Linked DNA regions of Mus musculus: region 1 is linked to region 2. Evidence: chromatin loops called from intact Hi-C (ENCODE). Cell type or tissue: gastrocnemius. All regions are shown on one strand. Links, peaks and the distances in the headings refer to the core of each region. The heading gives the core; the rest is flanking DNA. Region 1 has its middle 19 kb from the start of Dubr. Region 2 overlaps Bbx (bobby sox HMG box containing).

Region 1 (16,273 bases), core at 3,920-11,919, 370 kb before region 2:
GTTTATAATGTTGTTCCACCTATAGGGTTGCAAACCCCTTCAGCATCTTGTGTACTTTCTCTAGCTTCTCCACTGGGGGCCCTGTGTTCCATCTTATAGATGACTGTGAGCATCCACTTCTGTATTTGCCAGGCACTGGCATAGCCTCATATGAGACAGCTATACCAGGGTCTCTTCATCAAAATCTTGCTGGCATATGCAATTGTGTCTGGGTTTGGTGGTTGATTATGGGATGTATCCACGGGTGCGATAGTCTCTGGATAGTCCATCCTTCCGTCTTAGCTCCAAACTTTGTCTCTGTAACTCCTTTCATGGATATTTTGTTCCCTATTCTAAGGAGGAATGAAGTATCCACCCCTTGGTCTTCCCTCTTCTTGATTTTCTTGTGTTTTGGAAGTTGTATCTTGGGTATTCTAAGTTTCTGAGCTAATATCCACTTATCACTGAGTACATATTGTGTGAGTTCCTTTGTGAATGTGTTACCTCACTCAGGATGATGACCTCCAGGTCCATCCATTTGCCTAGGAATTTCATAAATTCATTCTTTTTAATAGCTGAATAGTACTCCATTGTGTAAATGTACCACATTTTTCTGTATACATTCCTCTGTTGAGGGACATCTGGGTTCTTTCCAGCTTCTGGCTATTATAAATAAGGCTGCTATGAACATAGTGGAGCATGTGTCCTTATTACCAGTTGGAACATCTTCTGGGTACATGCCCAGGAGAGGTATTGCTTGGTCTTCCGGTAGTACTATATCCAATTTTCTGAGGAACCACCAGACTGACTTCCAGAGTGGTTGTACAAGCTTGCAATCCCACCAGCAATGGAAGAGTGTTCCTCTTTCTCCACATCCTGACCAGCATCTGCTGTCACCTGAATTTTTGATCTTAGCCATTCTAACTGGTGTGAGGTGGAATCTCAAGGTTGTTTTGATTTTCATTTCCCTGATGATTAAGGATGTTGAACATTTTTTTCAGGTGCTTCTCAGCCATTCAGTATTCCTCATTTGAGAATTCTTTGTTTAGCTCTGTACCCCATTTTTAATGGGGTTATTTGAATTTCTGGAGTCCAGCTTCTTGAGCTCTTTGTATATATTGGATATTAGTCTCCTATCAGATTTAGGATTGGTAAAAATCCTTTCCCAATCTGTTGGTGGCCTTTTTGTCTTATTGACAGTGTCTTTTGCCTTACAGAAGCTTTGCAATTTTATGAGGTCCCATTTGTCAATTCTTGATCTTACAACACAAGCCATTGCTGTTCTGTTTAGGAATTTTTCTCCTGTGCCCATATCTTCGAGACTTTCTCCCACTTTCTCCTCTATTAATTTCAGTGTCTCTGGTTTTATGTGGAGGCATACTTGAAACTTAAAACTTGAGTAAATCCTTATTGTAGAACTGATAAAGACACACACACGACATAGGCTAATAATAAACACACATATTTAAAATATTTAATTACAGATGTGAGTTCTACATGTTTCTGTGACACTGCTTCACGCATGAGGAAAAGAGTGATATAGAGCTCATCTCTAACATCTTCACTTCAGTAAGCTACTACATAAAGATTAAGCCACTGCCTTTGGATTCAGGTTGGCTCTAGATCCACTCCCTTCTGCCCTCCAAAGTTTCATAGCTGCTTCAGCCATGCCGGGAACTATCCTGTCCTCCACGTTCACTCAAACGAGACAGTATCTTCATATGATGTGAGAGCCTGGCTTTTTACCATTTCCTAGACATATTTCTCTAAACCATGTTTTTACCAGAAAGTATGGCCCTGTCTCTGATATAATTCAACTTTTAAAATTTGCATAAATCTATGGGGGCTGGAGAGATGGCACAGCAGTTAAGAATACCCGGTGATGTTCGAGTCCCAGCACCTACATAATGGCTCAAAACCATCTCTAAATCCAGTTTCAGAAGATCTAACACCATCTTCTGGCCTCTCTGGGGACTAGGTACACAAGTATACATACACGCACACGCACACGCACACACACACACACACATATATGCAAAATATGCATACACTAAATAAAATTTTTAATATTCCTACCAGTTTAAAGCTACTCTGTGTTATAGACAAAAGCCCTGTCTGGGAAAAAAAAGTCAGCGCTCCAAAATGGCAGAGGACATTAAAGGACTTCCCTCCAAGACCTCAGTTCCTGAGACCCACATGGTAAAAGGAAAGAATTTTACATCCCCATCCACACCCACAGATAAATAATGTACAGCAAAACAAAAGTTATACACTATGTCAATAAAAATATGTAGCTGACTGCCATTTTGCATAAAGCTTACTCATGTTTAAGCAAGATTTTTTTTTTCAAATCAGAAATACCTTTGGTGAGGAGAAGAAGAGAATACTTAAAATTATTAAAGATTAGAGTAAACTAGGAAGATTTTATGATTTGTTAGTCAAATAGGAAAGACTAAATAATTTTTTTTATGTGAGACACAACTACTCTTCTTTGGATATTGTTTTGTGGATTTATCCATATAGCTTCTATTTATTTAAATTAAAAAACATACACATCACTAAGAATAGTAAGAGTGAGAAAAGCTTACTGTGAACTATTGGCTCCTTCAGAAAAACATTTAATCTAAAAGAATATTTCATTTTTATGAGTCAACATAAAAGTCTCCCTTAGTCAATGAGCCACCAAATAAGTAACTTACTTGGCCTGAGTGTCTGAGAAAACAAGACTAAGAAACAAACTTGCCATCTCTCTGATCCTCCTCCAGGGGGCAGTGCAGTTCTGAGGATCAGTCTGACCTCTGTTGCCCTGGCTGGAATCTCCTCCCCGCCTGTTTCCCTTACATGAATTAGGACATCGCTTTAAGCTGAGCCATAGTTTCTCATGCAAAAAATGAAGAACAGAACCAACAAAATTGTTGTACAGACGAATTGAGAAAATGGACAAGATGTGACATGTTCTATCAATGCTGTACTCCTATTCTCTTTATTCGCATTATGCTAATTTTCCCTGAGCTAGTTTCACTGAGCATTGTTTATTGAGCTTATATATTTTTAAAAATATATAACATATATGAATCTTATTAGGCATATAGGTAAAGACACTAGAAACACAATATATCTATCACTTATCTCCATAAATCCAGTCATGTGAGAGAAATTAGATCGATAGTCCCTTAAGATCCACACATGAAGAATTACTAAAGTACAAGGGAGAGAGGGAATCTCCATCGGATTTGGAGGAGGGGATCATCTTGCCATTGTGAGGGTAAACAGATGGATAAAATTAAATTGGAATTGAAAATGCCACCTCCCAATGTCTTGCTAATCATTTCCCTACCATGAGTGCATCCCTAGAGGTGTAAACAAAGATATGTGGTCATGATTCAGCCACTTAACGCTCTTTCCTAGTCCTGAGTTCTTAAGAGAGAATCGAATCACGGAAGAGCCAGAGCATAGCACAGCGGTGCTGGTGGGTGATGAGCAGATCTGAGAGCAGGAGGGAGATGTACTGATGCCGAGGCTGCTCCCAGGGAAAGACTGGGGGAACCCCCAGCTGGTTATCATCCCTCTGGTTCCCATATCTCCTTCTGAATCTGATGTCTAAACCCCTGGCCATTATCTAAGACCCATTAGGGCAGTGGTTCTCAAGCTTCCTGACACTGCAAATTTATACAGTTTCTCCTGTTGTCCTGACTTCCAACCATAAAACTGCTACTGCTATGAATCATAATGCAAATATCTGATATGCAGAATATCTGATATGTGACACCCAAATGGGCTTACAGTGTTGAAAACCTCTGCCTTACGTGACGGTCTGGCTACTTTATATATATATATATATATATATATATATATATATATATATATATATATATCTTAGAAATTTTCTATTCTTTAAAACTTTTGTTGTTTTGTTTTAGTTTTAATTTTTCATTAGATATTTTCTTTATTTACATTTCAAATGTTATCCCCTTTCCTAATTTCTCCTCTGAAAATCCCCTATCCCCTCCCCCTCCCCCTGCTCACCAACCCACCCACTCCAGCTTCCTGGCCCTGTCATTCTCCTATACTGGGGCATAGAACCTTCACAGGACCAAGGGCCTCTTCTCCCATTGATGGCCAAAAAGTCCATTCTCTGCTACATATGCAGCTAGAGTTATGAGTCCCACCATGTGTTTTCTTTGATTGGTGGTTTAGTCCCAGGGAGCTCTGGGGGTACTTGTTAGTTCATATTGTTGTTCCACCTATGGGGCTGCAAACTCCTTCAGCTCCTTGGGTCATTTCTCTACCTCCTTCATTGGGGACTCTGTGCTCCGTCCAATGGATGGCAGTGAGCATCCACTTCTTCATTTGTCAAGCACTGGCAGAGCCTCTTTAGAGACAGCTATATCAGGCTCCCATCAACAAGCTCTTGTTGGCATCCACAATAGTGTCTGGGTTTGGTGGGTGTTTTGGGGATGGATCCCCAGGTGGGGCAGCTATTAAAAACAACGAATTTATGAAATTCGTAGGCAAATGGATGGATCTGGAGGATATCATCCTAAGTGAGGTAACCCAATCACAAAAGAACACACATGATATACACTCACTGATAAGTGGATATTAGCCCAGAAGTTCAGAATACCCAAGATACAATTTGCAAAACACATGAAACTCAAAGAAGAAGGAAGATCAAAGTGTGGATACTTTGATCTTTCTTAGAAGGGGGAACAAAATACCCATGGAAGGAGTTACAGAGACAAAGTTCTTTACAACATTTAACCTCACCTGTCCCTGTGAGTCACCGAGTGAAATTTTGCAGTGCCGTGGGGATCGTCCCTCTGCGTTTCCAACCGACCTCTGGCTGTTGCTTGCATGTATGCTATGATAACCATTTTCTTGCCTTTTCTCGGTATAAAGAGGGACTTGATCGTGACACTGCTTTGTCTTTGCAAATTGCAAGGAAAAGCACCGTCTAAATTTTCATTTATCAAAAGAATCAATTGTTCCCCCTTCCTCTGTGGTTCACTCCTCCCAGAAGGGATCCCGCATTCTTCACTCTTTTCATTTTATGATACCCAACAAAGAACGGGGAAAGGCTACACTGGGAAGAACAGTGCACGGAAATAGAGAAGTGGAGGTCATTTTCTAGTTCCCCGAAGGGGTCTGTGATCCATTGCTATCCTTGTTTTTCTCTTAATAATAGGCTGACCAAGTTGACCTTCTTCTAGGGTCAAATATCAGCAGTTAGGTACTCGATGCAGTGGCCTCAGACAAGGGCACTGCCTGCTCTCGGTACTCGATGAAGGAGCCTGAGGTGAAGACGTTCATCCTCTAACAAGCCATCTGGGACCCTTGAGGCCTTAGGAAAGGAACCCACACTGAAAATCACCTATGTGAGTACAGTAAGAGTAGAAGAAGAGAAAAATAATAACTTGCCTTCCCTATTTAGGCAATAGGCCTGCCTGCAAAAGCCAGAGCTTGGCACTTCTGTATTCCCAAATGTCTCCCTGCCACCCCTTCTCACTTTCCAGTTGTCTCCAGATTTTATTTTGTATCCACTTTAGCTATGAGGTCACAGTTAATCCTTGAAGAATGTGTCTTGCTATAGGCAGAAACCTGATTCTTTCTGGGGACCAAAAGAAAAAAAGAAGACAAAGAAGAAGAAGAAAAGAAAAAAAAAAAACAGTAGACTTTGGGAAAACTGCAGTTGCTTTTGCATGTACAGGGAGAGCTTTTAGAGTCATTAGACTTAAAATGTTCTGTTTGTGAGACTGTCAAAAAGTTACTGCTCCCTGGAGGTTCCCCTAAGCCCCTCCCACTGACTCATGTCAGCTTGACTGCAGCTGCTCAAAAGCATGGGAATTTAAAAGCTTGCCACACAAGTGCAAGAGCTGTTGCCAGAACCGCTGCCACCAGACTGAATGGAAAGTCCCTACTGCAGAAGGTGTGGGGAGGAAGGGCCATCAACGGCAAAGCAGTGGAATGCAGGGTTGATAGAGATAAAAAGAAGCAGGAAGGAAATCACAAGTTCTCGGAGCTGCAAACTATTTCACCCTTTGACCTTGGGAAAGAAAACTCTCAGAACTTCAGTGTCCCTCTTTTGGAGAGGTTTTCTTTGACTTAAACTTTCCCTAGAAGTCAGAACTGATAAGTTGCCCATCATACCACTGGTCTAATATTTTTTTCATCAATGCTCAAAAGAAACTTCAATAGGAAGTTTTACTTTTGCTTTATTGTTATTATTTCCAGCCTAATAAAGTCCCAGCATTTTCCAGGGAAAGTATGTCTTAGCTCTCTGGTCCAGAAGTCCCCAGAGCCCAGGAAACGAGGTAAACAACGGCAGAGCCATGAGGCAAACTCCATTACTGCAGAGTTCTTCTCTTTGCCCCTTTCCACACCCCCTTCTGGAGTTCTGTAATTTTCCCATCTCACGCGTCAAACAGGAACATGATTTCACAAGCATCCATCCAAGGTATAAAAGGGAACATGGCTATTTTTGTCAGTCACTCTACCTTCAGAGATAGAAAGGACGGATGGAGGACGGAGCGGGCAAAGCTGGAGAAATGCTCTCTGGGTGTGAGCATTGATGCTGACTGCTCCCGCGGAGGGCAGGGGTTCAATTCCCAGCGTTCACTTGACAGCTAACAACCGTCTGTAATTCTAGTTCCAAGGGATCTGATACCTTCTGATCACTGAATACACGTGGTGCACAGATACGTGTGCAGGAAAAACACCCATACACATAAAATTAAAGATACAAAGGAAGCCGTTCTCGTGGCACTAAAATCTCCACGGCGTGCTTTATGGGGACTTCCTATTTAAACTGGACATCACAGTCCATCCATAGCTCACAATGAGACATATTGGAGATGGGAATGTAAAAAAAATACTGCAAATTTCTCCAGAAATACCTTTGTTTATCCCCCCCATCCACCCAAATGCAATGGTGCTCGTTATACCTGCTTGCCTACGCTGAAGCCCTTACCCCAGACAGAAACATCTTCAGTGCTTGTGAGAGAAAGCCTGCCTTGCTAGAAATGGTGTCTTCCGGAGCCTTTCTTCTTCTGTTAGGAAAACTTCTGTTAATGCTCTCCTTCCTTAGAGTTGATCCAGCCTGAGAGCACTTCAGACTGAGTCTCTTTCTCATGCCTGGAACCCCATCGCCACCGGCCCATCATCCCTAGTCGCGGCATCCCTAGACGGCTTCCTGCCACTTTGCATTGGGATCTTCATTTGAGGTGGGTCTTGTGGAAAGCCCGACTGATTCATTTTCTGCCAGGTTCCCAGTACATTTCCACAATGATCCGAAACTATTTATAACCGCTTTACTTCCTGGAATGTTTTTGCTGCGCCAAGGAAACTTCTAAAGTTTAAGGACGTCACTTTAGAACTGGCTGCTTGGCTCTGGTCCTACTTTCTTTTTAAATTCTGAACTAACAACAACTACAAAAAAAAAAAGAGCTGATGTTTAAACTGTCTCTATTAAATTGCCTTTCATTTATTTGTTTATTTTTGATAAGATTATGCCTCTTCAGCAAAACTCTTCACTCTCAGAGGACAAAAACTATGCCAGCTATTTACTGGTTTGCTTGTTCATTCCTTGCTTACTGCCACACTCCTTCCTGAGGTCAGCCCATAGCAAACCTACACACAGTGGGAGCACACACAGCAGCATATAGGTGTTGGAATCAACAAGGTATTTTGGCATTAATGTCTGCATTTCGGGTGGGCAATGCTTTTAGCCCTATAGAAAAATAAAAATGGAAATATTTGAAGGTTGGCCTATGAAATGCAAACTGACCTTTCTCTCATAGCTAAAACCTGTGGACTGGGAAGGGGTACATAATCCCCATACTAGAAGGCAGGATAATACCACACGGACTTGTCATCGAACAGCTATACATATCAGTGCAGCCCCTGATCCACTTAACCTCCTGTTTACATCTTTTTCAGATGTGTGTCATGTGTCCAGATGTTTGACACTGTGCCACAAAACTCTCATGGACAAATGTGGCAGAGCGAACCTCGTTCTGGGATGTGAGCTGACCACGGGGCAGAGCGGGGGAGGGCACTGCGCATGCCTGCAAGTGCACTCTGCTCTTTTCATTAGACATGACTTCTTTCACGCTCTGCCATTGCTTCTTGCAAGAATGTTTATGCTACACATTGTTATAACTATTAAGCTTTATCCTTGTACACATTTGTGGATTTTGAATTTTTAGAACTAGGTAGATGGCTTAGAGGGTAAAAACACTTGCTACCAAGCCGGACAACCTGACTCCGTCTCCAGAACCAATAAGATAGAAGGAGAGACCTTACTCCAGGCAGTGATCCCCTGACTGCTGCATGCCACACACTAAATAAATGTAAAACTTTGCTTAATTTTATATTTAAATTTTTTAAATTAAAATCTTTAGTATTTATATCACTATTCACATATATTCATTTTATTGACTAATGGATTTGTTATTGCATTCATATATTATACATATAATTACATCATTTTATATACAATAATGTATGTTGTATATATTCATATCCTATTACTTTCTCCTGCCCTTCCTACTGGTTTCCTCCCACTTTCCAAATAGCTTCTGTCTTCTTTCAACTCTTTTTAAATTAAATCTAGATTTATATATGAGAAAAATGTGGTATTTGTTTTTCTGAGCCTTGTCTGTTTATTCTAAAGATTTCCAATTCTCTCCATCTTCCTGTAAATGATATATCTTCCTAATGGTTGACTAACACGTGTGTGTGTGTGTGTGTGTGTGTGTATGTGTGTGTGTATAATAAAGTGTGTGTACATATAATACGTATATGGACAGAAAAATAAACTGAAATGCCATTTCTAAAATAGAGATCTTCTTACTGACATTCTTTCTGGGCACCTCAGTCACATCAAAATCTTCAAGAGTTCTCTCCGGATATGGACAAACAGTAAGCAGTTTTCCCAGGCATCTGAGGCCTCCCAGAACTTCAAGGTTCAAAATCAGAGCTGAAACTGAGAAAGGATCAGGCAAACCAAGAGCAGTTGGCCATTCTTCAGACCATGTCCCTAAGTCATTCATTTCACTGCTGAACACACCAAAATTCACAGAAAACACACCAAAGACAAGCAGCTATTGACCCAAGCCACCTCTATGCCACACTAATAAGACTTTTCATCATGGTGACAAATCCCTGAAAGAAACAGTTTACAAGGAGAAAAAGCTTTATTTGAGGCTCCTTGTGGTCAGCGGTTTCAGTCCGTGGCTTGCTACTCATTACTGGGAGCCTATGAGCCTGTGGTGGGACAGAATAGCATGGCAGTTTGAGGGCAAAGTAGATCAGAGCTGGTACCTTGAGACAACCAGGAAGAAGAGAGATCATGGAGTTGAACCTTCAGCTTGTTGGACAATTCTATCCACATTCATGGCAGGTCCACCTCCCAGCTATGGTCAGTTATCTCTGGAGTTTTAGATACTCTTAAATGTGTGCTTTAGATTCTCCTAGGTGTTTCTCAATCCAATCAAGTTGCCAGGAAAGCATAATTGTCCTAAATGCTGTTCCTCTTCGAGCTTCTCTGGGGAACATCCAGCTCTGGGATATGTTGTGACCTCACAAACCTAATCTGCAGATTCATTGTTCATCCTTCCCACCTATTGTTAAAACTTGTGAGGGGCCAGATCTATGCAGCTCTGTATTTTCAGTGCTTAAATCAGTCTCCGATCAATAAAATGCACGTGACATTTGTTTTAGTTTGTTTTGCTTACTTTCTTTGATGAACTAGGTGGTTTTAATTGACAAATTTATTTATTCAAATTGTATCAAGAGGGCCCATTCTATAGTAAAGATGGCTGTCCAAGGTTATGACTAACGACCTTGTATGCTAATTTTATTATATCTGAGTATTATTAGGCTACAACTAAACTAAAAGGCACCCTTAAAAAATACTTATCAGTGACTTGTATTGTTTTGATTAACTAGAGGAGGGCTGATGGGAGGAGACTATCCTACCACAGAATTAATCGGAAACATAGCTGTCCTGGGAGCTAGAGTTTCAGCCAACAGAACAAGATGAAAGCACATTTTCCCCTCCATTACTGACCCTCACATTTTGCCTTAAATTATTCGTGGAGGGGCTGGAGTGGTTAAGAGCCCTTGCTATTCTTGCCTAGGATGCAGGTTCAAGTCCTAGCACCTAGAGGTGACTCACAACTGTCTGCAGCTGCAGATCCTGAGGGGTCTGGTACTCTTTTAGCCTCTGGGGAAATTATGTATATATGTGCTACACAGGCAACATAATGGAGATATTTTAGTCTTTTAGTTTTTTTTATTACTCTTGTTTTGTTTCGGTTTGGTTTTTGGTGAGACAAAGTTTGCCCTGGTACTATCTATACAGATCAGGGTAGCCTCAAATTCAGAGAACCCAGTGTCTCTGCCTTCCAAGCCTGCACCACCACACCCAGCCTGTTTTATTACTTCTTGTGGTTGATATGCAAAAACTTTCAAAAGGTTGATGCGTTGAAAACTTGGTCGTCACTGAAATAGGATTCAGAGACAATTGGATTATGGAGGCTCTAACCTCATCGGTGGGTTAATCCATTGATGGGTTCATGGCTGAACAGGTCATTAGGAGGTGGGGCCTAGTTGGAAGAGGTAAACAGGGAACGTGCTATGGCTATAAACAAAGATATTTTGAAGGCATCTTGGTATCATGACAATTAAGCTAAAAGAGAGTAGTAGGCTCCCTGAGGGGTCTAGGTATTGTTTGGGGACCCCTGGGGACCTCCATGACCAACAGCTCACAAAGAAGCACTCTAAACCTGACACTGGCATTCTAGTTTTCTTTAATAACTCATGGCTTCCAGAAACCGCAGTGTCCAACCCTCTAAAGCAGTAGTTCTCAACCTGGGTGTCACATATCAAATATTTGGCATGTTTTTATAGCTACTATTACTTCCTGTCTCTCCTCCCTTATGTATCTGGCCAATAGCTTTTCTCTACTTTCCTGGAACCTAGGGATACACACACATCTAAATATCCAATGAGAAGATTTCCATATGAGAAAGAATAGTTAGCGTCTGTCTTTCTCTGCCTGTGTTACTTCACTTGGTGTAATCCTTTCCAATTTCACACCTTTACCTGATTATCTCATAATTTCGATTTTTAGAAGAAAATAAATTCCCTTTCTTTTCTCCAGTGTGGCTTTTGGCATCTTCATTACGATTCTGAAGCACCCAGGAGTCTCCCCACACCTTGATCTGCTAGGGAAATGGCCAAGCCCATAGTGACTGCTAGTGTGTCATTCCTATGTGTGCTTTGTTGAGATGGTCCTGTGGTGAGACGTGTTTAGTGACTCTCCAGTCTACTTGACACAGACACCCAGCTTCTGCTGGAAGAGCCACTATTCACTTTAATTATATTAATATTGTCATTGTCATTGTCATTGCCGCTCTGTTAATGCTGTCACATGTCCAACCATGTGTTCTCATGTACATGTGTATACCCTCCCAGAATGGGAGGAAGTGAAGTCACATCTATTGTGCATGCACCTAAGCACATACTATAGCAAGGATGTGGAAATGTGTTATAAGATCAGAGCCATGTGTAACATTGCGTCATGAGGGAGAAATGATTACAACGGTTGCTTTAGAATAACGAATCCTACTGATGTGAAGAAAATTAAAAGTATGTACTACTTGCTCATGGCAGGCAACGAATTGTGCCCGGTGATTTTGTATCGACTTACACAAACTATCTGAGAAATGTATTTGAGTTCTCAGACAAAAACTCAGGGGAGATTTTTTTTTCAGGGCTGTCACCACTAGGTGGTGAGCTCAACTATTCTGTTTTGTTTTGCTCTGCCTTAAGGTATAGTTATAAGACCATAAATAAGTAAAATACACAGAATCAGTTTCTTTCATATAGAGTGTACCTTTCTCAGTGGCTAACATTTTAATAACTACTCCCTGTGGTATTGATTTTTAAGTACCAAAGTATTTGGATGATTCAATGATTAATCACAATGTCATTTTCAAAGCATATTAAGGCAAATAAATTATTAATTATAAAGAGTGTTGCCTAAAATCTTGAACTGCATCTGCTTACAAATTGTCTACAAAGAACAACTACTCAAGCTCTTAGGACTTGTCCCTCTTGCGTATAGATTCCAGCTTCTTGCATCTAATGATCTATTGTTAAATAGTAACCACAAATACCAGTGTACCATGCAAGTTATGTTACAGAATAATTCACTATGACAATTTTCACTAATATTGCCATTTTTCCTCACTGACAACATACTCTGTTCAACTTCATTGAGCTTACATATTGCTCAACTTTTACAGAGACACATTTTATAATCTTCGGTGTAGATAACAGCCACGGGTACAACTAATTCATTTAGTAAGCATTTAATGAGTGCTATGGTTTGGGACTTAAAGGCTCCCCCCATCCCCCCGCAAAAAAAAAAAATCACAAACTAAGAGCTATGGTGGTATTGGGAGGGAATGGAACTTTAAGGAGGTAAGTCTAATAGAAGGAAGAAAGCCACTGTAGGCAGGCCCTTGAGAAGTTTGCATCTTGTCTGCTTATTTCTCACTGGCATTGATTTCTTGCTGACTTGATCTGCGTTGCTCTACTCCACACTTCTGGCTGCGGTGCATAGTCTCTTCACAAGGCCAAGCTCAATGGCTTCAGTTCACAATGGACTAAAACATCTAATGTCAAGAGCCAAAACCAACCTGCCTTCCTTTGTGTTGCTTTTTTTTTTAAACTGGGGTGTTTTGTTATAGCAACAGAAGGTTGACATATACACTGAGCCTATGTGCACAATACTATTGACTTTGAAGACCTGAAGCAAGAGTGTCTCTAGGGAGCCAAGCACTAGACATAAGTGCAGTTCCGTTGGGGCTATCATTTGGAACACTGCCCCAGAATCGCACTCAGCCACGCATTGACTCTCATGGACAGTTCCCAAGAACAGTTACAATCACTCTTCGTTCATAGACCTATAGTCTAATGGAGACAATAAATGTACACATTCAGTGACACTTTTCCTAAGAAGCTTGAGTTACAGACTTAGCTCTGTTACTCAGCAGTTGTATGGTTTAGGACAAGTTGCCCATCAAAGTCAGAAGTCCAGCGTTAGGTAATGCGTGACAATAGTACAGCCTGTGACTCTGTTCTGACGAGAAAATGAACCAACACATGTAATGACACACTAGCTAAAGGACTCAAAGCCTACTAGCCGTTGCAGCCATGTGTTTGCATGCTTAGCATGAATAGCCCCTACAGTAAGTACAGGGATAATTCATGAGAGCAAGCAACCGTTTGCAAACACGTTGTTTAAAAGATTTGGCTGAGATGTTGAAGCAGCATGAAAATGTTTCCATAGGGTGGAGCAAACAACAGTGAGAAAAGTCAAGCGAACTGTGCTTTGTGCAGAGAGTAACAAAAGGAATCCTTACAGGGCAGAGATGATGTAAGCAAGGGTAGCCTGGTCTAGAAGTGAAGCTCATGCCGTTACAGAAGACCTCGGACCAGACAAACAAGCCTGGGTGAGCTGCACATGTGAGAGGGAGCCACCAGAGCTTCTGTTCAGGGATCAAAGCCACATGGTGTAAGAAAAGCTGGGAAGGAGGCATTAAGTCCCATGAAGCAGTGGGAACATGAGTTCCACAGCCCCACCACTCGACAGTGAGGCATACTTTGGAGTCCTGACAGAGCAGAAATTAGCTACAGGAAGCATTTTAAGGATAAACAGGACATATTTACTAAATCCCAGGGCTCACGGTCCTAATCTAAAAAATGTTGTCAGGCCACATTTTCCTGATGAGTGTCTAAGCCTGAATGCAGGCTATGAGATTCCAGAGACTCCTTGAGTCTTATGAGTCCTTTTTTATTATTTCTTTTTTCTTCCTTTGGAGACAGGGTCTAACTATGTAACTCAAACAGGCATCATAGCCTTGGTCTTTTGTATTCAGCCTTCTGAGGGCTGGATTATCAACATATACCACCAAGACCAGCTCTTCGGATATTTTATTAAATTTTTAAAAAGTTATGTTCTGAAAAAAAGTGAGCTCTCACATCTGCACACACCCACTCCCTACCCTCCAATTCCTCCCTTGTGCCTGACCACCACTTTCCTTCCAAATTCACTCATTTTGGTTAGTTTGCCCGTGGCAAATATTAAATGGTTGTTCATTATATCACAGCTTTGTGTAACTTACAACTTGGTATCATATATAATAGCCAAGGATGACAGCAACCCACCATCTATTACCTATAGATGAATAGTTAAATAATGGCTTCTATGAGAAGAGGCAGGTTCTACATGATCCCCAAAGGGTAATAGCATTCTGGCATTTGCCACCGTTGGGGATCACCATGTCAAGTAAAATAAACTGGACTAGAAAGGAAAGCATTGTATGATTAATGTTTATTGAGTTCCTACACTAGTCAGTCCACAGAGACAGTGAACACCTTAGGGTGGGGTGATAGGGAATTGTGCAAATGAATACAGGGTTTCAGACTGACATGATAACAGTTTTAGACACAGTTGGTAATGGATTTGTAAAACGGTATAAATATCCTTAAAAAATAAGCTCTCTGATGAAGAGTGCTTAAGATGGAAACTTTTATTTTGTATTATAAATATTTTACCACACTAAAAGTTAGCGGTTCTCAACTTTCCCAATGCTGTGACCCTTTAATACAGTTCCTCATGTTGTGGTGACCCCCAACCATAAAATTAATTTATTGCTACTTCATAACTGTAATTTTGCTACTGTTATGAATTGTAATGTAAATATCTGTGTTATCTGTGTTTTAGGCTACGCCTGTAAATGGACCCCTCAAGAGGGATCACAACCCACAAGTTGAGAACTACTGGTGTAAGAAACCAAGAACATGCGAATCTGAGTCCCTGAGACACATGTTCACTCAAAAGGAAGGAAAGGTAAGGCATGCCAACCCACTTAGCCTGGCTGCTCAGCCAATTGAGGCCCTAGGGGACCAGACACCATCAGATGACTCACCCAATTGAAGAAATGAAGAGGAAAATGCCAGCCATCACCTACATCAGAACAATAATGGTAGCACAGTGGGCAGTGTCTCGTCCTCCATCTAACACTAAGGGAATGAGAAAGGAAATCACTCGTTCTGTCAAAGCAATCCCTTGCCTAGGTGTCCCCATGATGACAAACCTTTTTGGGAAATGGGAACATTGTTTCTGTGCCATAAAAGGCACTCCACAAAAAAAGTGTTGGGACAGGGTTTCTTAATAGATTTTTCTGTGACCCTCTCTGCCTATCAGTCTGTGCTGAGGTGTGTGAAGACACGGTCGCTGCCATTTAAGATCACATAATCTACCTCAGGGGACAGAGTCTCATAATGCCATGATAATGAACAATATGAAACCAAATATAATTAGGTGCTAAATTGTGTAGTACAGATTATAAGTACCCTGGGAGGACATAACATTATCTGACATCTTGTAGGAATGAATTATAGGTCAGGAAGTGTTCAATTACCATGCACTTGTAGAAGCAGACAGATAAACTACATAATAAAGCAGACAAGAGAAATTTAAAGTCATACATTATACTTTTATAATATTTCTTTTTGAAATTACAACATAATTATATCATTTCCCCCTTCCCTTTCAGTCTCCCAACCCCTCCCCTGAACTCCCTTGCTCTCTCTCTCAAACTCAACTTTCTCTCTCTCTAAACTTTCTTTAGTTGTTGGTGTGTCTCTGTGTGTATGTGTGTTGCATGTATATAAGTGTGCACTCACGTGTGTGCTCATACTAAGAACTCCAGAGAAAGATGTCAGGGGTCTTCCCTTATTGATCTCTGCTTTATTGCATACAATGAGAAATTACTGCTATCTCTTAGCATTTTAAATCTATGTAGTCCAGTTCCAGAGTTAGCCCCAAAGGCTGAGGTAATTTGTCGCAGAAGCCGTAAGAATGCTAACACTCACTCATACTGCTTTCCCCTGCTCATCCTTCAGGGTAAAATCTTTTCTCGGTTTCCATCTTCTGCTTAGTGACTAGATCTGCTTCTGTCCTTTCCTTCTGCTATAAGGAGCAAAACAGAGCAGTGTGCACATGTAGAGACAGGGCCTGAGGTGTAACGAGCATGTTATAATACTAATGTTACACAGGTCAGCGCTACTGATCCCAGGTGCTGGCACTCAACAGTACACAATTTCCTGCTCGCCAACTAAATAAACAAAAATGAAATAAAATATAAGCATATATATATTAAGAGGGGGGTTTTGTAAGTGCTTAGCATAATACATAAAATAACTCCCTGCCTTATTC
Region 2 (16,273 bases), core at 2,699-10,698:
CAATATGTGTGGGTGGGAATTGAACTCAGGACCTTCGGAAGAGCAGTCAGTGTTCTTAACTGCTGAGCCATTTCTCCAGCCCCATGTGAAATAAAGAATGAATGTAAAAGGCATGCATATAGAAGGGTAGGCTAGGTCTTCAACTAATGATGAGCTCAGGCTGCTAGGCTTGGTGGCAAGTGCCTTACCTGCTCAACTATATTGCTGGCCCCTTTAAGATTCTTTCATGTTGTTATTTGTATGTGTGTGCTTTTCTTTCTTTCTTTCTTATTTGTAAGTGTGATTTGTATGGGATGGGCATGCATGCCACAGTGAGTATGTGGAGGTCAGAGAATAATTTTGTGGCATCAATTCGCTCCTTCTACTTTAAGGTGGGCTCAGGAATGGACCTCATCTCTTAGCCATCTTACTTGCCCTATTTTTTCGAGTTCTGGAGAAACCCCTGGGGCCAGTGTGACTCACCCCTTTACTCTGCTGGGGTGGCCTCTTCTACTCAGTCTATTTAGTTCAATAAATACTTTTTTTTTTCATTCTCAAACTTTTAAAGATATATAGGGCTGACCATTCCTTTTCTATCCCTTCAGTGGCTTTTGAAATACGTGTAAAATATGCCTCTGCTTAAAGCAGTAAGCAAATAGGCTCCAGCCAGTCACATACAGCTGCCTTCAGATCATGACATGTGGCCACTTAACGCAGGAATAGCTACTTACATGATATCTGTGTTTGACCTTTGATTTTCTAGCACAGTTATCCTAAAAAAGATACTTTCCTGTACTCTAAGGATAAAATTCTCTAATAACAATAATATTAGGCAGCTTATTAGACACTGTGTACTAGAACTTGTATCAGACTGATTTTCTCATACGTTATCTCATAAGATGCCAGTTTTCCTTACAAAGTTACTAAGGGTATGTCCATAGCAGTTTCTTTGTGTCCTATCTATTCCCTTGAAGTCAACTGGCTACTCTCATGGAAATTTACTGAGAAGCAAATCTTTGGTCTCTGGTTGTGCTTCTGGCCTCACAAGTTTAAGAAGTTGTCAATGTTGTCAAGAAAGGTGCTTGCCTTGCCTTGCTCATCCTAATTTAGAGTCCGTTTTTCCTGCTCAGTCTGTGGATGTGTGGGATGTGTGTGTGTGTGTGTGTGTACGATTGTGCTTCCTTTAGCCCACTGAACGGAGTTCATTAGTTCATTTGTGCAGCTCTTCTTGCTTGCTGTCAATGGTGTAGGGTATTAACCTTTTTTGAAATGACAAGTGTGCTTATTTTATGAATAAATTATTTTGTAGATGGGAAATTACAACCCAGAAGCATATCAGCTTCATTATGGTCTTTAGGCTGTACAGGTATTCCTGAACAGAAAACCACTGTATGCTGACAACCATATCTGACTGACTCCCAAACTTTTCCAAACTTCAGTATTCAGTTAATTCCTTCTTTGGTCCTCAGAAATTCCTAATGAATTTGTTACATGTATCTTTTAAAATAGGCCGAAAAAAATCATTTGTTTGTTTGTTTGCTTGTTAATACCTTCTTTGTAGACGGTTGGCACTTACTAAACCACCCTTCAGAGAAAGTAGCTCCTGGAATGAGCTAGTAGAATTCTCATATATCATAGTGATTGCATATTAGTTAGCCTTTATAGATAAATGCTTTATAATTGCAAGTAAACTCTCAATATGTTGTTTCCTTTATTTGAGACCTTCTGATCATTACTGTGTTTACACATTCTCTTTTAAAAGGTTAAAATTAACATCTATGTGCTATAATCATTTAAATGTTTAATATACAACCATATAAACAGGTTGATTTTTAAAAGTAGCATTTAAATTATCAGTCATTCAAATAAAAATTATGTCTATTGAAATATGTTTAGGGAAGGTAATTTTTTCTTTACACTGATTTACCTCTCTTGTTACATTAAAGGATTCATTTCAAAGAATGTAAAACAGTCAGAAAAGTTTCACTAGGTTGTATTAAGTGAGCCACCTTTTTGTTAATTTTGTCTTCAGAAGCAGTCTGGACCTTTAGCTTACTATCAATACATTTGCTTTTTTGTCTATTTAAAAATTTCAGCAAGCTTGAAATTAATGTCTTCAATATTATCCCAATTTAAACAAATTAGCCGAGTGAAACAATGATATTATATTCCACGGTATATCCTTGTGAGAATGAGGTCATAGTCACAGTAATTAACTTGCATTAGTGCAACTGCTCAGTGTTTCAAAGTTATGATCCTTTAATATACATTTACATTATTTTAAACAATACCAGAAAAGAATTAGATAATTATTTTTAGCAGGATTAAGTATTCTTGAAGACTTAGTTAAATAATCTATTTCTTTATAAAAGTACAAATAATAAAATATTAAAATGTTGTAGGTCTTAAAAATAAACACACGTGTCATTTTTGTTAACTCATTTCCAACATTTTATAGCATGGTCATCTAGAATAATTGTAATTTAAAAATCTCAGACTCTTCATTAGTATGGTTATGTTTTTTCAGATTATATATTTCTATGTTTTGATTTATTAATAGTTAATCAACTACTGAATCCTTGGTATGAAGTAATCAACATAAATAGCTAAGAATCTTTCAAAATGTGTATTCTTCTGTAAAGTCGCTGGCGAAAACTGTAAACATTTTCACTTTAGAAACAAGGAAAATGAGAAGCAGAAAAGTTAAGTGACTAATCCAGGATCTGGCACCCAATAAAGGACTCATATTTATTACCCAGCATCCTCTCGCTCCAGAACTCACCTGAAAAATTACATTTGGGTATTTGGTATTTCTCTGTTTGCAATGTAGCAGCTTTAGATAGATCTGTGAAGAAGCATGATTTCAAGGAAATAGATATTGTTAATGATTGTTAAAATGCAGGCTATGAGCACAGGGAAAGAGTCAGTTTGTAAAGTAATTGTTGGGCAAACATAAGGGCCTCAGCTCAGATCCCCAGTATCCGTATAAAGCAACAGGAAAAAAAGGTAGGCATGGCTGCTCATGCTTAGGGTAGAGACAGTCCTGCTGTCATCTCCGGCAGCCACATGCACACCAGTGTGGACACACAGGAACATGGTGCATACACCACACAGAAAGTGTCTAGGCGATTCTTTGGAAATTACTAAGGATAAGGAGCAGTCGTGCTATTGGCATTTCAACAGCTAGCTCGGCGTTGCATATGACAGTAAACAACAAGCAAAGTAAAATAAAAGCAGTTTTTTTGTTAGTATACTTTCCAACTAGTATACAAATACGAACTGGAAAACAATCAGCAGTATTCAGAATCAAACTTTTAAGTCGCCCTCATTAACACAAGTTGGAGATGAAACTGAGCGCCTAAGAGTCTCTGTTCTCTTTTCCTTCAATATTAAGAAACTTTAATCCCCAGAAAGTGGCTCAGGGCTAGAGGGCACTGTGAATCGACTTAAGCAGACTCTCCTGCAGTAGGGAGGTAGACCAAGAGTGGCTGCTGTCAAACCTTCCACTCAGGTCTGAGGCCCACGTGTCTGACGACTCACTATTAGACCTGTTTCAGATTTTAAAATGAGATAAAATGTAAGGTGTGTTAGAACCAAAGATTCCTAAAAACCACAAAGAAATGGCAGGACACAAAAGGCCTTTGAACTCATATGAACTCTGGTGACTTAACCAATCCATTTAATGTAGGATAAATTCACCTCCCAAACACTTTGGAATCAATAAACTTGGTAAAGTGTCTTGTAAAGAATTTTCTCTTTACCTTTTCAGTTGTATAATTACAGCTGAGACAGGTGATTTCCCATTGTTCTCCTTCCCTTCCCTCACCATTCTGAAGATAGAGACTATCTATTTATATGGCAAATTACACGCCATTACTAAATAGAAAATATTGTCATCACCAGGTAAGGTTCATATGACATTCTTTGCACGTATTCCTGGATGGCTTGAACATCTAGGGTTTGATTGATCACTTTTTTCCTAGGAAATGTGACTTTTTAAAAACAAACAAACAAACAAACAAACAAACCCCTCAAATTGTCTGAATATCAGTATCCTTTTCATTTAGGAAAGGTCAGCCTGGGCAGCGTAGCAAGACCAAATCTCTTCTATCAGCTAAACATGTATCTCTGATGCTTTGCTTACAGTGTAATACTTACTGGTCATTGTACTAATTTCACTGGGTAATACCACCTAATTTAAATAATTTGAATAGTTATGTAATCCTTGGGTAGCCTGCTATTTCAAAAGTTTGGTAAACAGTTGCTTAGCCAGGCTTTAAAATGAAATGTTGATAAATGAAACTATTCAAGATGGGAAGGCTGGCGCCAAGACTTCCATGTAAGTTTGACAATTTAAAGTGTGATGAAGAATAAAAGTGTGATGGGAATCAGGAAAACAAAGGTTCAGAAAAAGAACGAAACAAACCACATGTGTGTAATGCTATCCTGTGCACACTCCCAGTCGGCTCCCACAGCCACCTGTTGTTAGTGTGCTGCTGCTGAAATTGCCACAGAAGTCTACGGGGCAGTGCGGCAGCGTAGGCAGCCCCAGAGAAACACTGGCGGGAAAGCGGCTTGTGAACTGTAAGACTGTAACAGAACCCAGGCCTGTCTAGATTGTTAGCTTGTAATTTTGTGATTTTGCTCACACAAATGTTGAATGACTTTTTTTTTTTAAAGTGTATTCAAGAGTAAAATACTGCCTGTATCTCAGAGTAATTTCCTTTCAAAAATAATTTATTTAAATTATGCTTGTGTGTGGGGTGGAGTAGGGTTGGGGGAGGGCTGGGGGGGACGATGTCAGGGTATGTGCAGGTGAGTGCAGGTGCCCATGGGAGCCAGAGAGAACCCTGGATCATCTGGAGTTGGAGTTAAAGGTTGTTATGAGCCTCCTCACAAGGGTGCCGGGGACTGAACTCTGGTCTCTATAAGAATAGTATGTGCTGTTAATCATGGAGCCATCTTTCTAGCCTCCACTTCTAACTAGAGGATAGAGTGTCTGAAATTACTCAACGGTTGTTAATTCTGGCTTAGGGATTCACCAAGTCTTTGTCCTTGGGACAACTCGTGAGTTTTAGTTTTCTTTTGAAGTCTTTGTGTGGTCTAAGTTATGTATATGTAGCTTGTTTTCTGTTGTACATATAGAAAATCCTTAATTTTAAAATGATTTATAGAATTGTTAACAGGGAAGGTTTTTTAAAAAATTTATTGTTTATTTTATGTTCAGTAGTACTTGTCTGCATGTCTATCTGTGTGCAGGTGTCAGAAACTAGAGTTACAGACAGTTGTGAACCACCATGTGGTTGCTGGGAATTGAACTCGGGACCTCTGGAAGAGCACCCAATGCTCTTAACCACTGAGCCACCTCTCCAGCCCAAACAGGGAATGTTAATTGAACAAAATTAGACACTGAGTAAATCTGTGATTCAAATTTACTGGGTTTTAGTAGTTTTAAGGTATAACTTGCTATTCAGAGGATTGATCAGTCAATTGATTTATTGATCTATCTGTGAAGTTACCCATTTTATTTTGGTTTTCGTTTGTTTGTTTTTGTCTTAGCATTAGGGTCCTAAGTCTGTAGTTTAGAAGACGACCAAAACTTAACTTGTTACTTTTTTCCCCTAAAATTCCTTAAAGACATTAATTGGTCTGTTCTTATAATGCTGTTGATTAAACTCAGGTCCTTGTGCCTGCTAGGTGTGGAGTCATAGACTCACATTCTCAGCCTGAAGAGACTTATTTTTACAACATCTCTGAAAAACATATATTTGTTTCTTGTAAGCCTTATTAATTAAACACCAGGATGGAACCTTAAGGCCCTAGCCTGTGGTAAAGGTGAGACAGATGGACTCTAGTGTAGTGTTGGTTTGGATGTGGAGCCCAGTGGACTCAGCTAGCTAGAGGGAAGCCTGCATTTGGTCCATGTATTTGTCAGAAAAATGAAAGAAGGAAGGGTTGGAGAGGAAAATTGTTCTGCTATCTTCCTAGAAGGCACTGAAGGCTTACTAGTCTTTGGGGACATTACTCAAATTGTCTAAACATCAGGGTCATCACCTGTAAAGTGGGAAGATTATAGTACCTGCCCTGTTGGCTGCTAGTGCATAGGAATAGTGTGACAAGGAGTACTAAGAGATGTGCAGATCGCTTTGCTACTTCTTGGCACAACCATGTTTTCTAAGTAATTGATAATACGATGTAGTCGTTGTTTTGATGTAGTAATGATGGATGAAAATCAATGCTTGAAGTGCATTGGAAGCAAAGGGAGTAGAACGCAGGAAAGGACTCGATAAAGGCTTAACAGCTGGCCCTGGGAGCCGTGAGGAGGCACCGGGGAAACGGGTCATGCCCTCCCTTGTCCCAAGGAAGTAAGGCTTTCAGAGTGGCTTACACAAATCCCACACTTCTGGGTTGTTTGTTTTTGTTTGTTTTTATTCAGCGTATTTGTTTTGATGAACAATGAACGTGTGCTATTTTAAACTCTTTTGGTATTAAAGTGTGCGTCTTTGGTTCTGACTGAATAAGCTCGTTATCAGTACTTTTTTGTGTGGCTCGTTAGTGTGCTGTCTGAGCAGTTACGCTGCTGCTCTGTTGTATAGAGTCACTCTTTAAGACAAACAATATCTGGAAGCGTGGCCAGGTACCTTCACTGAGCTGGAAGAGGGAGACATGGGGGGAGCAGTCAGGAAGCATGTAGGTGGGAAGGGTTTCCTGTTTCCAGGCAACAGCAAGGCGCTACAGACGGAGAGCAACTTGAATATAAATTCATTCAGGAGAGGGCATTTTACCACCCTGCCTCCTATTAGGGACATAGACTGTGGGAAAGAGGGTGGGGTTTAAACTTGATTTGTCAGTAGTTATCTAAAGCCATTTCTCATGAGCTTTTGTGTGTTTTACTGAAAATATGGTGGGCCAGTGACTAGGTTAGAATTCTACGGTATTTTCAAAGCAGCAGCATCTACATTTGCCTTTTACCCCCCCTCTGGAAGCACGGGGTTTCTGTGGCTTCATTTTCCTGCCAGTCTGCTTGAGAGCCTGAGATGCTCTTGGGCCCTACGCAGTCTCTTTCTCTAACTCCATCTGCAGGAAGGAGGGGGAAGCGCAGCGCACTGGCGCCAGTGGAGGTGCCACCTGACTCTGAGGAGCCAGCAGAGGTTCGCAGGAGCCAGAGAGCCCTCGCTGCCCTGCTCGTGCCATTTCCCCTCCTTATGAAAGGAAAGACAGTGGTGGCAGAGGCTATTTGCACTCTAGCTAGAATGGTTCATTTTGAGATTTTGGAAGTAGGTGGTTATTTAAAATTTGAGGCCCCTCCTCAGTGATTTTATATCTGGGGGTGTAATCTGTGGCCATTATGGACCCTTGTTCTTTACTCCAGCCTCCTTGTTAGGGAGAGAAGAGCTCTCTCTGTGTGCTTGCAGAGCGCAGGGCCTCTTTCAGATTGCATTTTCTCTGGAGTTGTTAGTGTGAGTGGCTTTCCTCCTAAAACCTGCTTTCCATTGTTTATCTTACTTCTTGGGATTAAGTATTTTTCAGAATGGAAGTCAGATGAGTGGTCTTGTCAAGGCAGATCATGCACAGATCGTTCTTTGGTTAGACATGGAGAGGAGAGCAGAGCAGGTGCTGCCTACGGTCTTGGAGCCGTGTGTGTTTATCACTCCATTAGGAGCCTGCCATAGTCACTTGTCCTGTGATATTTGGCTACCTTAAAAAGACTTCCCACTTAAAGGGCTACAGAGACTGTGCTGCGGCTTAAGCAAACACACAAGGTCCAGGCTTTATGTAGGATCCCCTGTCGCCATGCGTGTCCAGGGATGAATCACTTCTTGAAGGGTCTAATCTGTCTCCTTATTGTCCTCTCAGGAAAGGGTCACATTATTTAAGTGTAACTTCTGAAAGCCTGGCAGGCCTTTTCAAGGAAATGTTGATGGATGCTCTGTAGTCCCTCCCATCCCAACGGACTTCTTTATGTTTCTTTCTACTTAGACACTTAACCTATGTTTAGGGCGCCTCTTTTATTACCAGAAAGAAAAAGTTAAAAGAGTAATCCTTACTATTGATACGGCTTGTTCTCCAGTTTGATCCCTGGTTCTTTAATCAGACATGAAGTTTCCTCTTCTAGTCCCTGGCCACATTCAGTTGTTTGTATATAAGAACAGTAACAAAATCCTATTCTTAGTGAATTAAAAATCCTTATTCGTATTTTCCGTAGGCCTTTAAACTGTTTTAGGATTCTGAGTTAGCAATCTCTGGAATATCTTTGTTGATTATGTCATTGTTTATGGTGGTGGATTCCCCATAACTGGATTGTATTTGAGAAGTTTATTTCTAAACACAACAGATATTAAGAAAAATATTTTTAAGTAAAATTGGTTGCTTAAGTTGTTTTGTAGACAGTTTAGATAATTTTAATTATCAGTTTTATATATTTTATGTATAGAAAATCATAAAAAGATTATCATTATAAATTGGAGACCCATGCTTATTTTTATTTATTTACCTATCTATATGTATTCTTTTTTTGCTTGTTGTTGTCCTGATTTTAAAGAAGTGACTCTGTTACAGTATTTTGAATAAAAGGAGGCTCTTAAGTGCATTGGATTTTTCTCAGTTAATTTTTGAGACAATTATTTTCACTGTCTCCTTTCAGCATTGCTCTGATTGGTAATTCTTTTGGATGTACAGCATCGCTTTTTTATCATATTCCCAGATTCATGCAATAAAATGTACTTAGAATTTGTTTTATTGTAATGTAGATAGTAGCAAGATTTCCTATTACATTAGTAAAACATTAGTTTTTGATGTCAATTATATTAAATGTGAATTCTTAAATTTATCAAAACTATATCTGATATGTAGGTGTGTTATCAGGAAAATGTATCCCAAGGTTAAAAAATGTTAGGGAGTATTTAAAGTAAGAGGAAATGTCATGGTTTTAGTCTTCTATCATTATGCAAATAAATGTTCAAGTTTGGAAAACCTAAATTCAAGGTTCTGAATTTTCAAACAAGGTAATGGCTTTGTTTTAAATATCTTCAATTATATTATCATTTATTGAGCTTTGTATAATAGTTATTTTTATACAAACACTGTTGCTGTTGTATGCTTTTGGTAGCTTGGAGTAGATAAAAGGGAAATTCAATATCATATCACCCCTGCCTCCACCCCTGCCCACACCTTGCCCTCATCCCCCACTCCAGTCCTCCCAGGAAAGGAATGGCCCTTCTTGAGTTTGTTTGCTTATTTGTTTTTAGACACTCTATAGTCCTGGCTGGCCTTGAATTACAGAGGCCGTTCTGCCTCTGCCTCCCCAGTACTGGGATAAAGGTGAGGAAATTTGTAAATAGGCAAGGTTGGCCTTGAAATTTTGACAGTCTCCAGGACTCTTGAGTGCCACCATACCTGTCTCTTATGATTCTTAGAATGTCTCTATTGGTGATCCTTCATTTGTACCTGGCTCTTAGTCAATCTGAATTGAAAATCTCATATTTTCTTCGTCCTTCTGTTTTCAAATGCTAACAATGTTTTAAATATGCTGAATAGATAGTAACTATGGTCTTAAGCAGAGAATATTTTTAAAAGTAGCTTTGTAAATCGAATTGTATGCCATATTATAACTAGTGGTTTGTTAGCTCTCCTGTGTTGTGGATATGAGCTGATCTTCAGTTTATGTACCACATTTGCAGTGTATGCTTGGTATCCTTGAATTTGCTGTGTCTTTTATTAGGCTAACAGGGGTTTAAGGTAAGGATATGAGTTATGCATCAATAATATAATTTACCAGGACTTGTGCAGAATTTATAGAATTTAATTAAGTCGTATTGGTAATCATAGAGTCTGTCCTCTGAGAAATACTTGTTATGCATTTTTTAGAAAAGAATAATGGAGTATTATTAGTAGTACTGTTATCAGAATTTAATAAAGTTTAGATCACCAGTATATAGTATCTCTGCATTGATAGTGTATGCCTAAGGGCTGAAATGTTTCTGTAAGAAAAGATTCTGGAACTTAAAATTCAAAGATTGAAGCAGAAGTAGTTATTTCTTAGGTTGTTCAGACACTAGATATTTTGCCCAGCTTTTTGATTAATAAAATATTTGTGTTGCAGAAGCATTTTAAATGTTTTCTATAAGTAGCAAATATTGAGCAAATTTTGAAATATTTTAAAAACGATTTGTGCAACTTTCATCTTGAATTTTTAGTTGTGGGTATCGTGTTTGGGAGCTCTTAAAACATTTTTCTGCTTTTTATGAAGTTATTTATTCTCAATTACATAGATGACATTTATAAGACTAATGAGTTTTGTGGTTTTTTTTTGTTTGTTTTTTTGTTTTTTTTTGGTTTTTCGAGACAGGGTTTCTCTGTGTAGCTCTAGCTGTCCTGGAACTCACTCTGTAGCCCAGGCTGGCCTCAAACTCAGAAATCCACCTGCTTCTGCCTCCAGAGTGCTGGGACTAAGAGCGTGTGACTTAACGAGTTTTTAAAATGTTTCTTTTCTATAGAAGCATGGAAGTTATGTGTTTAGGGTTATAAGTGTCCTATCCTGGCAGCTAAGGGACTGTCCTTGAAAATCATAGCCATTCAATTGCCAAACAATACTAATTTTAAGTCAGCTTCTAGGCATGAATTGGGTTCCTTATTGTGAAAGTAGTGTCTTGCCTCAAGGTTGTTGGCGCTTAAATAAGGCTTTCTATGTCAATGCATTGTTGTGGGCCTATAATGTACCTGGTACTTATAATGGGTAGTATTTAAGTTCCAGAAGTTTGTGCTTTCACAAAGGTCTCATTAGTGTGTGTGTGTGTGTGTGTGGGGGGGGTGGTGGTGGTAAGAGGGTGTGTGTGTGTTTGCCAGAGCACAACTTTGTGGTGTTGTTGTGTTCTATCTGTTTGTAGATTCCAGAGATCAAACTCAGACCGTCAGACTTGTATGTGTAAGCACTTAATCTGGCTAGGTATCTTACATGTTCTGCGACAAGAAAAGCTTAAAGACTTTACAAAATTCATAGCTATTTTTCTGCTTCTATAAATAGAATTTATAAAAACTCTGTTAATTGTGTGTATGTCTGTATGTCTGTATGTATGCATCATCTGTACAGGTGCAGCTGTTGTAGTTATCCATGAGACATGATGGTGCAGGTGTAATATGCTCTCTGTGTCCCTAGACACTGCATAATGCTATTCTACAGATCTGGGCTTTGGTAGTTTTTCCATTATCATTTGATTATTTCCAAGGTTGTTAGCAGCCTAGTTGTATTATTTGCTACTAATTAGATAATGAGGAAGCTGTGAATTACTGCATTTATGATCACAATTAAAGTTAACATGAAGTTTAAGGGCCTCCTTTAAATATATAGGATCTGCTGCCTCTTATATTGGTCATACAGAAGTTTTTCAATTTTTTGTTTGCTTTTGCCTTTTGGAGTTGTTTTGTATTTCAAATAGTTTTGAGATTCAGGCTTCCTCATTAACTAGGGTGTCGTAGGCTTGTTTTTTTTTTTTTTTTTTTTAACTTTAAAGAGCTAGAAGGACCTTGTAGGTAAACTTTTCAACCACTTTATCATTCAGAAAAAAAAAAAAACAATGCAAGATAACTCGACTTTTCAAAAAGATTGATTTTTTTTAATTCTATTTTATCTATGTGTTTTGCTTACATGTGTGCAAGTGCACCACATGTGTGCCTTGCTGCCCATGAAGGTCAGAAGAGGGGGGTCAGATCCACTGGAACTGGAGTTGAGGACAGTCATGAATGAGCCTCCATGTGGGTGCTAGGAATTAAACTGGCTTTTGTTCTCTGCAAATTTCTGAGCCACCTTTCTAGCAATTAGTGATTCAGTTATCATTTAAAGAACAAATTGAGCTTTAAGTGCTAATTTAGCGTTATGAGATGTATATCCTAAATATATGTATTTTAAGTTTTCAGGGTGCAGCTCCACAGTAGAGCACTTGCTAGCACAGGTAGTCTCTGAATCAATTGATGGGGAGGTCAGAATTTTTATCTGCTAAATAGTCTTCAGGTTTTATTTTGGGACTAATTTTTAGTAGGGCTGCTTTATTTAAAAACAAAAAGCCAAACATGTTATTATTCAAAATAAATTGTTCTTTAAGCTGTACACAGTATCCTTTTGATGTGGGTCCTTCCTCCCCCCCCTCTTTTTTTAAGATTTATTTATTTATTATATGTAAGTACACTGTAGCTGTCTTTGGACACACTAGAAGAGGGCGTCAGATCTCATTATGGGTGGTTGTGAACCACCATGTGGTTTCTGGGATTTGAACTCAGGACCTTTGGAAGAGCAGTCAGTGCTCTTACCCATTGAGCCATCTCGCCAGCCCCTTCCTCCCTTCTATTAATCGTAGATTCTTTTCTCATATAATTTGAATTAGTTCCCATTCCCCCACGATTTCCAGTTCTCCCTACTTGCCCTACTATTAAGATCTATTCCCTTTCTGTCCCTTAGAACAGGCTTCTAAGAGATAACAACAAAACATAAAAAATAAGATAAAACTTAAAGCATCATAATGAAGTTAGATAAGCCAAGCCAACAGTAGAAATAAAAGACCCCCAAAGAGAAGGCACAAGAATCAGAGACACACTAGTTTGCACAGTCAGGAGTTCCATAAAAGTACTACCTAAAAGCTATAGAATATGTGCAGAGGACTTGTAATCTGTACACAGTATCTTCTATGTTATCCGTTCTTCTGAACTTGATTCAACTAATTTATAGTCGATTTGTTTTTAATATTGAAATAAAAATTATTGAAGCAATACTATTTCTTCTTCTTCAAAGATATTCTGGTAATGTTGTGTCTAAACCTATGTCCTGGGAGCCAGGGACCGTAGCCCCTAGCCTATCCTCTAGACAGGGCCTTTTGTGTCCAATTGTTATTATACAAAAATTTTCTTACTATGTAGTCATGGTCGGCCTTGAACTCAGTATGGGGACAGCTAAGTATGGACAACCACCTGCCTCTACCTCCTGTTTATACCACCATACCTGGTATTAGTTCTAGATAATTTTAATTAAAATTCCATAAATGCTTAAAAGGAAAGTAATAGAGCAGAAAGACGTTTATGGATTCAGAATATGTTCAGGAGATTGTGTATTCTGTTTTCCAGGCTCAGTAAGTTTTGAGAGTCAGTGTCTTTGGAGGCCTGTGGTAACTGATCCGTATGCAAGGAGTGATAGAATTGCATTTTCATACTTTAGGGAGTTTTGTCGTCCTGCTCTGTTTAAAATAAATTCACGTCTAAATTTTATAAAGTAATTTAAAAATAGAAATTGAATTATTTTTGGTAAGCTTTTAAGAATTGTTATATATTAGGGGGCTGGAGTGATGGGTCTGTGGCTAAAAGGGCCTGCAATTCTAGAGGACCTGAGTTCCGTTCCTGGTACCCACATCTGGCAGCTCACAACTGCCTGTTAATTTCAGCTCCAGAGTATCTTATGCCCTCTTGTGGCCATTGTAGGCATTGCTCTCATGTGTCATACACAGGCCATACTTATTTTTCAAAACTGTCAAAGAATTTAGTTACATCTTAGAAAGATTTGGATTTTCTTATAATTTTAGATAGTCTACATTAGAAATTGCTTTTCTCACAATTCTTAAAGAATTCGAGTCTGAGGTTTTCATCTTGCTGACTTCTGTTTTGGTTGCTGTCCCAAAGCTGTATCTGTCTCCATAGATACAGAGGTCAGTAGCAGCATGGCTTTGTCAATGGGTGCTTGAGTGAGAAGATAGAAAATAGGGGGATCATGGCTTCAATTCAGATGAGACCACCTTTCCTAGTCTGGAGCCACACAGAGGCCCAAGGCTCTGGTTGATAACAATCTCACTGGGGAAAGCAACATTTACAGAGGAAAGCTTTATTCACAGTTTAGGGCTTGCTTCCCCTCCCCTCCTCTACCTGTCTCCCTCCCTACCTCCCTCCCTCTGTCTCTCTCCCTCTCTCCCTTCCTCCATCATTATACTTTCCCTAGTTAACTAATAACTAAAATGTATCTATTTTATGCAGAGTAGAGACTTGGAATTCCTACTTTCTGTGATTCACAGTTTTACAAAATAAATTTGCAGAAAGCCAGCCAACAGAACAGAAATTACCTTGCTTTCACAATGCACGCCACTGACAGGAATTATCTTTGCATTTTTTTCACTTGTTTATCTTTTTCTTCCCATGAAGTCAGAAGCACTGTCTGCTTTGTCCTCTTTTCTAGTGACTAGAACTGTAATTGTTCCTAAATAGGGAACCGTGGCAGGATTAGAATGAATGAATGATGGTTGATTGTTCTTACGAGCCTGGGGGGCTGGGGGTGGGGACTGTGAGCCAGAGCTCTAACGTTTGAGGCCGGGGAGGTAGAGGGAAGTGAGAACACACTGAACATTTGGGCTGATCACAAGGGGAGGGAAGGGTTCTGAAGAGTCAGGGTGGAAGTTAATGCAGGCTCAGTGAGAAAGCCTGGGTGAAAGTCCTTTCCCCCTGGAAAGGGGGAGGTAATGTGTGAGGTTATTCAGAGAAGCAGTATGGAATTAGGTATTTGAGGTTCAAAATCCCCGTTTGCCTCATATAATAGGAGTAACTTTATTAAATAAACCTTAGCTTCTCTGTGCCCATTCCCCAATTCTCTTTAAAAAAATATATGTCTTTTGTTCGGTCATGATTATTTTAATGAATATTTTTAATAAGAAAATCATAGTTATCTTTCTAACACTAGCATAAAATTATAAAAGGATAAGGTAAAAACTGAACATACCATGATAGAGATAGTCTTATGTCTATGCGCTAGGATTTGGGGTTAGCAGGTAAAATGGCAAGAGTCAAAAATGTCAGTAGTGATGCGACTGTGGGCCATAGCTATTGTAACAGAAATTGCACATCTACCAATGAATAAAATCCCAAGTTAAGTAAGAAGCCATGCAAATTGTGTACGATTACTGATACTTAAAAATCCCAAGTAAGATAAAAGGGATGATACATTTCACCTGCGCTACCCACTAGAGTCTTATAAAACAACTGAGAAAACAGTTGTTTGTAATTAGAGAACAATTGAAGTCAGTAGAGTTAAATCCTAATTCTGAATTTTTTGGGGGTGATTTCTGCTTCTGGATCCACTGGTTTTTGTTTTGTTTCCAGATTGCTTTATCGATCAGGTTCTCTTTCTTTCAGGCAATTATTTGAAAGTAAAAACGCAACAGAGTGGCAGGGTAGGAGCTAACTTCTGTTTCTCTTACAGAGAACCTGGGTTCAGTTCCCAGCACTCTCGAGGTGGCTCACAACCACCTGACCTCTGTTCCAGGGCATCCAAATTTCTCTTTTGAGCATTGTGGGCACCAAGGATTCATGTGGTGCATATGTATACATAAACACATGCACATCAATAAAATAAACAAATCTTAAAAGAGAAAAGTGCAACTGAAACGACAGCACATGACTCAGATTTCCAGCTGCCTCCAGTGCAAGAGCGCTTGCTGGTTTAAATGTTCAGTGGTTTCCTGTGGCTCTGCAAAGCACAGAGGAACCTAGGGCCTGATGTGGTTTTTGAGTAGTGCCACCTAGCAGAGCATTTTCAAGGTTTTAGAAGTGGAGGCTAAGGAAATAGCACAAGGTCAACACCCCAATTCAGAGAGAGAGAGAGAGAGAGAGAGAGAGAGAGAGAGAGAGAGAGAGAGAGAGAGAGAGAGAGAGAGAGAGAGAGAGAGAGAGAAACTCAGAAGTGAGGTTTACTCTTCATTTGCAGCTCTGAAAAATGTATTAGAGAGAACAATTGTCCTTACTTTTGTTCAGTTACAGAAATATGTCAGAATTTCTGAACCTGTTTTGAGGATTTTGCCTTTTCTAATTATATATTAAAGGACACAGGTGTATTTAGAAAAAAAAAAAAAAAAAACAAACCAGAATTTAGGAAAAGGAATTTTTTGTGTGAAAGTGATTTTCACAGTTGGCTAGCAATTTTGGATCATACGCTATGAATTTTGGTTAGTTCCTTTATACCTTTATTTTATTAATTTTTTTAAATATCATTTTTGGGATCCATTTATCCTAGTTTAATCCTATTATCTCCCCCCAGCCCCTCAGGATATAAGCCTTCATATGTATAATGCAGAGTTTTACAGTTTCAAATTTCAATTATTTCCTTAAAGTTAGCCTTTGTTAACATTTCTGAAATCATTTTCACAAGGAACCATTCCATGGGCTCTTTGACAATAGGTTATACCTACTTAAATATGAAGATTTAAAAAATTAAATAATTACTATAATATTGAGATGCCTTATAGCATGGGTGAATGAGAAATTTTAATGTCCA

The links. A loop is a pair of places that touch in the nucleus more often than their neighbours do. Peaks named below come from ENCODE experiments on the same cell type or tissue, not always from the same donor. Only the 100,000 strongest peaks of a DNase experiment are listed, where the experiment ranks them.
Region 1: a loop joins it to region 2, with 3.0 times the contacts of the local background. A loop is called at or near these places in 2 of 42 quality-filtered maps.

What each region holds. Positions count from the first base shown.
Region 1 is chr16:50,743,400-50,759,672 of GRCm38, reverse strand. No RefSeq gene overlaps it. Among named protein-coding and RNA genes, the nearest start is that of Dubr, 19 kb to the right of the region's middle. In gastrocnemius, for the core only: no CTCF peak of the experiment used is centred there; no DNase peak of the experiment used is centred there; H3K4me3 peaks cover 1,878 bases; H3K27ac peaks cover 3,411 bases.
Region 2 is chr16:50,371,943-50,388,215 of GRCm38, reverse strand. The region is part of intron 2 of Bbx (bobby sox HMG box containing); the gene reads left to right. Among named protein-coding and RNA genes, the nearest start is that of Bbx, 52 kb to the left of the region's middle. In gastrocnemius, for the core only: a CTCF peak has its summit at 7,077; a DNase peak (open chromatin) is centred at 7,076; H3K4me3 peaks cover 1,069 bases; H3K27ac peaks cover 269 bases.